Regions from separate parts of the Mus musculus genome. Here region 2 is linked to region 1. Evidence: chromatin loops called from intact Hi-C (ENCODE). Cell type or tissue: heart. All regions are shown on one strand. Each heading gives the region's core, and the rest is flanking DNA. Links, peaks and the distances in the headings are about the cores only.

What was found. Hi-C counts contacts between places; a loop is a spot of excess contacts. Peaks named below come from ENCODE experiments on the same cell type or tissue, not always from the same donor. Only the 100,000 strongest peaks of a DNase experiment are listed, where the experiment ranks them.
Region 2: a loop joins it to region 1, with 2.7 times the contacts of the local background. A loop is called at or near these places in 1 of 42 quality-filtered maps.

The regions. Positions count from the first base shown.
Region 1 is chr6:115,852,049-115,856,436 of GRCm38, forward strand. Mbd4 (methyl-CpG binding domain protein 4) reads right to left here and starts at 1,293. Exons shown (of 8, transcript NM_010774.2): 1 at 1,089-1,293. The coding sequence starts at 1,162. It overlaps Ift122 (intraflagellar transport 122), which reads left to right and starts at 1,480. Exons shown (of 29, transcript NM_001167763.1): 1 at 1,480-1,661. The coding sequence starts at 1,621. In heart, for the core only: CTCF peaks have their summits at 1,211 and 2,584 (motif pointing left); a DNase peak (open chromatin) is centred at 1,443; H3K4me3 peaks cover 2,096 bases; H3K27ac peaks cover 2,923 bases.
Region 2 is chr6:116,206,034-116,210,421 of GRCm38, forward strand. Washc2 (WASH complex subunit 2`) reads left to right here and starts at 2,000. Exons shown (of 31, transcript NM_026585.3): 1 at 2,000-2,094; 2 at 2,174-2,296; 3 at 2,921-3,085. The coding sequence starts at 2,174. It overlaps 9530062K07Rik (RIKEN cDNA 9530062K07 gene), which reads right to left and starts at 1,960. Exons shown (of 4, transcript NR_131013.1): 1 at 1,869-1,960; 2 at 1,121-1,224. In heart, for the core only: no CTCF peak of the experiment used is centred there; a DNase peak (open chromatin) is centred at 2,008; H3K4me3 peaks cover 1,947 bases; H3K27ac peaks cover 1,389 bases.

The sequences.
Region 1 (4,388 bases), core at 225-4,224:
TTAAACAATTGAACTATCTCTCCAGTGTTTAGTACAGTGTATTTTAATCACTAAACTATACATTTTAAAAGTGAGGGGTTGGAGAGATAGCTCAGTGGTTAAGAGCACATATTCCAGGAGACTCCGTACCCACATCAGGCAGCTTATAACACCCTGCCTGCAACTCCAGCGCCAGTGAACCTGACACCTCCTCTGGTCTCCACCAACACCTACGTATATAGACAAACACATAAAGAAAAAAAAGTGGGTCTCTAGAGAGACCTTCTAACCCAACCTACTTTCTACAAATAGGGAAATAGGGACACTAAGCAAGACCTAGAGACTAACCACAATTAGAACCATGGCATTCTTAGATGGAATTTGGCGTTAGGTATCAGCTAGAAGGATCTTATAGGGAGACAAGGTAACTGAAACCTGAGGGAATCCCTACAAAACTGTTAGGTTAACAAAATGGGTCAAAACCCCAGCTCGCTACTTATTATTAGCTGATCTTCCAAAGAGAAAGTCACTTTGAGCTCAAAATCTCCGTTCTCCATCTGTAAAAAGGAAGTAGCATTAAAAAAAAAAAAGTTTTGTTGTTTGCTTTTGAGCCGGGAATCTTATGTACCATAGGCTAGCTTTGAACCCACGACGTACCAGAGACTCATCTTCAACTTCTGATCCTCCTGCCTCCACAGGCAGACGCCGCCAAGCCCGGATATTCGGTGCTGTCGCTCGAACCCTCGGCTTTGTGTTTACTACGTAAACACTACCAACTTAGTTAAATGCCCAGCCCTTAAAAGTGTTTGAGCGCCCAAGTTTTGGGACATGCAAATACGTGCATCATTTTAGCCCGGACACAACAGTAGCTTCCTCTGTGACTTGTCATAGGGCTATTTCTGAGGGTCCCTTCCGGCCCAGGCTAACCTGCTTGCATCACAAAACCTCCCTTGTCCTCCAAGCTCCCCAGTCAGTTCGGCCAAGGAATCGGGTACACCCTAGTCTTGTTCCCACAGGGCGACAGCTCTAGGTGCCACCTTGTGTTAAAGGTTAGGAAGACCCACACAAGAGCGACTCCTCTGAGGCCCGAGAGAGGTTTAATAACTTGCCAGCGATCCCAAGGCGGGTCTGGAACTAGGCTCTCTCCACGGACTCTGTTGTCCCCAAGGTTTGGGCTCTCCATCCCTGCTGCTTTGGTCCACTGGGGCGCAGCTGCAGCTCCAGGCCGAGAGGTGGAGTAAAACACAACTCAAACCACTGAGCCGAATCCAAACACCGACGTGAAAGTCAATCAACCCACACAGCAGCCTTCCCGCCACCGCTTCAGCTACAGATGCCACAGCCAGGGTCCCGCCAATCAAACCCTCTGTCGTCAAGACTCCCCGCCCCACCCACCTTTCCGGACCAATCGCTCGTGTCATACTTACGCTTCCGCCTCCTGCGTCCCTACGCGCCCGGCGCTTCGGCGGAGGAGGTGGGCTCCCTTTTGTACATGCGCACTTGGAGCTTTGGGAAACTCATGCGCGGTTCATTGCGCATGTGCGTTGCTAAGGGTAGCGCAGGTAGCTGAAGTGGTTTGTGGAAAGAAGCCTGTTGCTGCCGAGGCTGGGAGGAGGGGCCCGAAGCGTGAGGGAAACGGCGATGAGGGCCGTGTTGACGTGGAGAGACAAAGCGGAGCAGTGGTGAGGAGCGGGAACTTCGGGGATGGCGGGGAGGCGGCAGGAACCGGCGCATTGCCATGGCAACGGGCCTGCGGCCTGGACCGAGGACTCTGATTCCGTGCCTTCAACTTCCCAATGGAAGAGAAGCTGAGATTCCTGGAGGGGCATAGGGATCATCTGAGGGAGGCTGGAGCAGTTTATACGTCATCATCATCCAATTTCACTTCTCTCTTCTCAAAATTCCTCACCCACCAGTGTTTTCTCAGCTTCCTAACCATCCTCAAAGTGCCCACACTTTTGTTTATCTGACATTCTTTAAATTTCTCCTGTTTTTGTTGGTTTGTTTTTGAGATAGAGCCTCACTTTAAAGCTCTGGTTGGTCTGGAATGCACTATGTTGACCAAGCTGGCGTTGAACTCACAAAGATACATATGCTTCTAGCTCCCCAGTGCCGGGATTAAAAATTTTCGAGCAGGAACAAACAAAACGGTGTGAGTAACTTGCATCTCGGTTCTGAGCATTTCCACCTGAGCTGAGATCTACTGTGTCTGAAACAGGACATTTCCATGTACGGTCAGAGAAACATGTAAGATGCGATCAAGTCAAGACATCTCTTGATTGGGAAGTTTGAGGAGTATTTTCAAAATTAGTACTTAAGAGTGAGCTTAATTTAAAGCTTAATTTTAAATACTGAGGATTAAGGCTTAGTATTTAAGAGCACTTTGGATAAGTTCCAGGACAGTCAAGTCTACACATAGAAACCCTGTCTTTAAAAACAAAAACAAACGAACAAAAAAGAAAAAGAAAAAAATATATAGTAAAAAAAAATATTGGGCTGGAGAGATGGCTCAGAGGTTGAGAGAACTGTCTGCTCTTCAAGCGGTTCTGAGTTCAAGTCTCAGCAACCACATGATGGCTCACAACCATCTATAATGACATCTGGTGCCCTCTTCTGGCCAGCAGGTGTATATGCAGGAAGAATGCTGTATACATGATAAATAAATCTTTAAAAAAAAATCAAAAAGTGTTTTAAAAAGAGAGAATGACAATAGAATGACTCTGTCATCTTAATTAATTTGGTATGATTTGATATCCTATTCTATTTTGTCATTAAAATCCACCAGCCAGGAACACATTTCAGGAAATTCTGGCTTGACTAATTCTCAGCTTGACTCAGAGTCTTCTTAGATGGTCTGGTCTGTTCCCCACCACTGTCTGTCCTGAGACTTTTCCTTGTGAGACCTTTCCTGAGATCCTGAACGTCCCTCAAGGCTGGCTTTGGAGGAACTTGCACAAAGAGCAGCTAGTGCTGACATGATTCCAACACTAGCTAAGACCTTGTGCCCTTTACCTCAGTGTCTCTTCACAGCAGCTCTAGGTAGGTACTGTCATTATCTCCACTTTACAGATGAGAAAACTGACTTATAGAGAGGGCAGATAGGTACACATATCTGGGTGTGATGGAGCCAGCTTGCAAGCTCAGGCCACCCTGTTTCAAAGCCAGTTCTCCCAGGCTCTGATTTCAGTTAGGTGAGTCACGTGAATGGGTGGCCCTTACTTGTATTAAATAGAAGGGATTTCTGTTACTTGCGGGACATTTTTGTACACCCTGCTACTTGGAACGCATCACCTTGCCAGCGCCTTTCATTTTCATAAACACCTTTGAGGAGGTTAGCAGTAGGGTGCTCAGCAGTTGAAGGAATCTGCTGCCAAGGATAATGATCTGAGTTCGATCCCTAGGGCTCACATGGTGAAAGGAGAGGACCAAGTTGCCCTTTGACCTCCAAAAGTGCTCCATGGTACACATGCCTCAATAAATAGCTCAGCACTTAAAGAAGGCTTTGATAATACTTTTTTGAGACAGGGTCCCATGTAGCCCAGCTGGCCTTAGGCTTCTAGTTCTCCTGCCTCATCTTCAGCAGTGCTGAGGTAATAACAGAGTTTATTACTTGTCTCTTCACTCTAGTATAAGATTACCCACAGCCAGGGGTGGTGGTCCATGCATGTCTTTAATCCCAGCACTCAGGAGGCAGAGGAAGTTGGAGCTCTTTAAGTTTGAGGCCAGCCTGGTCTACATAGTGAGTTCCAGCATAGCCAGGGCTACACAGTGAGACAATCAAACAAACAAAAAGGAGCACCGGTGCACAAGGTGGCAGTCACTGGCAACCAAGCATTGGCTTCCATGTCAGAGCAATAGGGAGTAACAAGGGCTGTGGCAAACTGGAAGGCTCCCACTCTGCATGAAAGGGGCAGCTGCTGCTCTGCTCCTGCCAATTATCATGGGTAGAAATTTGGCCTAGTGTGTGCAGATCTTCCTATTTTTACCAGAAGCTAGGAATCTGCGTTTGAAGTGTGAAATGTCCTGATTTTTTAAATGTTGGCACCTAATTAGAAAAAAAAAAAAAAAAAACAAAGTAAAACACCATGTGAGCCAAGCAAAACATTTGCTGGTCAAATGCAGCCTGCTCTGCTCTGTTCTCAACCCCTGGCACAGAATTTTGTTCGTTCTGCTCTTGTGCTTAAGAGTCTGTTGGGTGTAAGAGTTATTTTTTAATCTGTTTATCCCAGAAGTCTTTTAACCTTGTAAAAGCAATGGCTGTATTTTGTTTCCAAATGTTTCTGGAGCCTTTTAGTATTTAGTGAGTAGATGTGTGTGTGTTCATGGAGGAATAAGTGAATGAAAGACCAGTAAGGACTGGCTACCTGCTTTTAGGGCTGTTACAGATTTGAAGCAGTCTATTAGAGCAG
Region 2 (4,388 bases), core at 247-4,246, 350 kb after region 1:
CTAGCCCTTAACTCTAACCTTAATCCCTAACCCTTAACCTGATCCTGACCCTCAACCCTAAGCCTAACTATAATTCTAGTTCTGACCCTAACCTTTTTTTTTTTTTTTTTTTTTTTTTGAGATATCATGCCACCATGCAGCTCTGACTGGCCTGGAACTCTCTATGTAGAGAAGTTGGAGCTCAAACTCACAGATAATCTGTCTACCTCTGCCTTTCAAGTATTAGGTCTCAAGGGGTTTGCTTACCTCAAACTGTATTCTAAACTCTATTAAAACTACTCTTAAGCTAACCTTAGTCAAACACCCTTCCCTAACACTAATACTAAGCTAAGACCAGGCTGCCTTCACACAAACATGTATCAGTTTAGATATGCCTCTTCAGGGTTGGGATAAAGAAATTGTGTGCTACCATACCCAGCTGTGTAATGAATATTAAGGCTGCCCTAATCCTAATTAAACCTTCATCTGTTACGCTCACCCTAAGACTAACGCTCTCCTAACCATAATTCACAACTATCTCAGCATTAACCGTAACACTAAATCCTAACTATAACCCTTCCTTTTATGAGTTGCTTCTGAGGTAATTTTTATTATAACAATAGAAAAATAACTAAGACAGCCACCTTAACCCTAACCCCCAAAATAGCACCATAACCACAATGTTAATCATAACCCTAAATCTAATGTCTATCTATAACACCTGCTCACCCTAACAGCAACACAGATACAATCACACTAATGCTACAGAAACCAACCTGAGCCTTTACCCTGGCTTTACTAGTTCACAGCTGACTACTTGCTCATAAGCAGTTAACTCCCCATTCCCTTCTTTCCTCAATCCCTGGCCCCCACCAACCTACTTCCTCTCTCTGGATTGATCCATTCTGGATATTTCATATAAATAGAATAACCTGTGCTCATGTATATGACTGACCTCTTTCAATTGAAGTATTTCTAGGTTAATTCATGCCCTATCATATATCAGCATTTTATTTCTTTTGGTGAATTGCGTGGTTCTACAGCATTTTGTTTATCCATTCGTCACCTGATGGACATTTAGATTGCTTCTGCTTTCTGGGTATGGATCAACACTACAGTGAAAATTCTTGCAGATTTTTACCTGAGCAGGTTTTCATTTGTCTTAGTTGCATACCAAAGAGAAATCTTTAATGAGGTTTCAACGGAGGTGGCCACAAAGCAAAATCTGAAAGTTGGAAAAATAATCTGCACAGGAGAAATGATAAGATCTAAGGTGAGCACTCACCATATACCAGGCACTATCTGTTTTAACACCTATTATCGCTTCTTTTTTATTTTTATTTTTCGAGACAGAGTTTCTCTCTGTGTAGACCAGGCTGGCCTCGAACTCAGAAATCCGCCTGCCTCTGCCTCCCAAGTGCTGGGATTAAAGGTGTGCGCCACCATGCCCGGCTGTATTGCTTCTTTAATATGCAGAAGAAAGCTTATAGAAGAAGCTAAGTAACTTGTTCTCGGGCACACAAAAAGGAAAGATAAGGGGTTATTTCTAAAAGTCAGTCTGGGCAAGACCAACTCAGAAAGGGGTCTGTTCACAAGGAAGTGCTAGTGGACAGCCAGGGGAGCTTTGGATTTCGATTTCTACCCCTCCACCTCCCGGCCTTGAATCTCAGCTGAGGGTTTCAAGAATTTCAAGCGGATCCACATTGAACTGAAACCAAACCGGTTAGCAGATGTACACATTGAGGGTCACTGTGGCCCTGGGCTAGTCTCACATCACATGCATAATCAATAAAGCCGCCGCACATCCAGGAAGTCGTCCTCCGCTCTCCTTCCTCTTCAGCTCCCACCTGGTAGGCCACGGGACTCCTCAGCATGGGCCCCACTGGTACCTTCCGCCTCTTTCGCACTAGCTGGCCGCTTAAACACCTTCTCTCTGGTCAAACCCAATTACCCAGGAGCTACTAACCCATAGCTCCCGATCAGAGGCTGCGCCCCAGGTCACGTGAGGACACCATCACGTGACGTGAACCATGTGATTACCACCGCGCTGGGTGGGCAGTGTAGTAGCCACTCCCGTAGTCACTTTGGAGCTTGCTGAGTGGCGGTGTCATCGTGGTGAGGACGGCGGCCCAGGAGGGCAGGGCTGGATCCTTCGCCCCAGACTCAGCTCTTCTTTTTGTCCTTCTCGCTGTAGATGAACCGGACGAGCCCCGACTCGGAGCGGCCTCCGGCATCCGAGCCGGTGTGGGAACGGCCCTGGTCGGTGGAGGAGATCCGCCGCAGCAGTCAGAACTGGTCTCTGGCGGCTGACGCCGGTGTGAGCGGGGGACCCGGGGCCAAGGGAGGGACAGAGTTGTAGTTACCCCTCCTCGGGGACACGCTTCCTCCAGTATTCAAAGGCGCAATCTCAGACACCGGGGAGGGCGGCCCTGTGGGCTTCTACCCAGCACTCTGCCGCGCAGACGCGGGTTTCCTTCCGTGCAGTGGCTTTTCAACCTTGCCCTCCACGCCATCCTGCTGAGCAGATTCTGTTTCTGCCCTCTCCAAGGACTGCTTTGTCTCTACGGAGGCCCTTCTGTATTAGAACTGGGGCTAAATGGGGCAGCACATATTTTTGAGTAGATCTGCTCACTTCGGGACCTAAGAGCTCAGAACTTTCATACAAGTGGGATTTGGGGTGTTTTGTCACACTATGTGGTCTCTGGAGCGTGACAACCAAACAGGGCTTTAAATCCCTGTAGAAATGTGATACTGGTTTTGTGTTCTGGACAAACTTATCTGATGAGCTTTCTTAATGCTTTCCAGGGTCACCTGACCTTAGATCAACAGTATCATCCCTTTTTCTTAACATAGGGGCAAAAGGGGAGGGGTTTTTTGTTTGTTTGTTTTGCTTTAAATCACATGTAGTGTTGATACTTGTGTATGTTTCTTTTCAAAATAGCTACTACAGTTTCTACAGGAATTCTCACAGCAGACTATCTCCAGGACTCATGAAATCAAGAAGCAGGTGGATGGATTAATTCAGGAGACCAAAGCCACACATTGTCGTCTGCATAATGTGTTCAATGACTTCCTCATGCTGTCTAATACCCAGTTCATTGAGAATGTGAGTTGTTTTATGGTATCTGACTTTCGAATAATCCCTTTTGGGGAGTAAGAACTATTGTCATTTATAATGATAATAAGGTTCTCTTCTAAGTTTTGGTGGATAGATTGGTTCTTGGTAACTGAAGCTCCTTTCTCTGAAATCAGTGTCTTTTATCAGTAAAGTTCATGGGTTTTACAAACCTTTAAAAACATCTAATAATAAGGTTTGCCTCGTGCTGGTTTTTCTGTTTTTAGTTTTGAGGGCAATTACCATTTGAGCAGAGTTGTGTGCCTCTCAAAAAAGCCACTGTGCTCATTCAGTATGGTCAGCTCTAAGCCTGGCTTGGCCTCACGTGCCCCACTTTTGCCTTCAGTCCCTAGAGACTTTATGTAGGTCCATCATGTCTCCCTCAGTTGTGTAAGTGAATGCAGATGTCTGCTTTGCATTTCGTCATCTACAGTTTTCTTTTTCTTCCTTTTCTTTTTTCTCCTTCTGTTTGTTTGAGACAGGGTTTCTCTGTGTAGCCCTGACCGTCCTGGAACTCACTCTGTAGACCAGGCTGGCCCGGAACTTACAGAAATCTACTTGCCTCTGCCTCCCAAGTACTGAGATTTAAGGTGTGGGCCACTACTGTCCCGCCAGCACCAGTTTTTCAATTTGGATGAATATATGACACAGAGTCACCAGTACAAATGCTGCTGGCCTTTAACTAAAGTGTATGTGAATTTTGTTTTCATAGTGAGTTCCTGCAATCTGCTAGGAATACACAGATAAATTATCTTGGTAGAATTACAATAGAAAAGACGCAGGCATGCCTGGAGCCATCTAGCAAAGGGAAAGGAATGTATTGAGAACAGGGGGTGGGGTGGGGGGCTGTGGGGGGAGCTTAGTTCATCTGATCCAAGAATATTTTTCTGAATTAATTTGTAGAAAGGCATTGGGGGGGGGCGGTTGTATTTTTTTTTTTTTTTTTTTTTAGCAGCTCAGGATTAGTTCTGACTAGTGTAGAACTTGCTATATAGACCAGGCTGGCCTTGAATTTGGAGAGAAATTCTCACCTCTGAGGTTACAGGCTTACAGCCCTACACCCAGCAGTGAGAAGAGAATTACTCAAGTCCACAGCATCCTGAAATTATTAGATGAGGATTATTAAACAATTTCATAAATGTTTAAGATCATAACCCCGTGATTTGGGATTGTAAAAGCAGCAGAGTGCCAAGTAGGCTGTTGCTGATGCATGTTTGCATAATTTAATAGTGTGAACTGGAGTGCCATACCTCACATTCCATCTTGTTTGAGACATGGGGTTTGGTGAGGACTC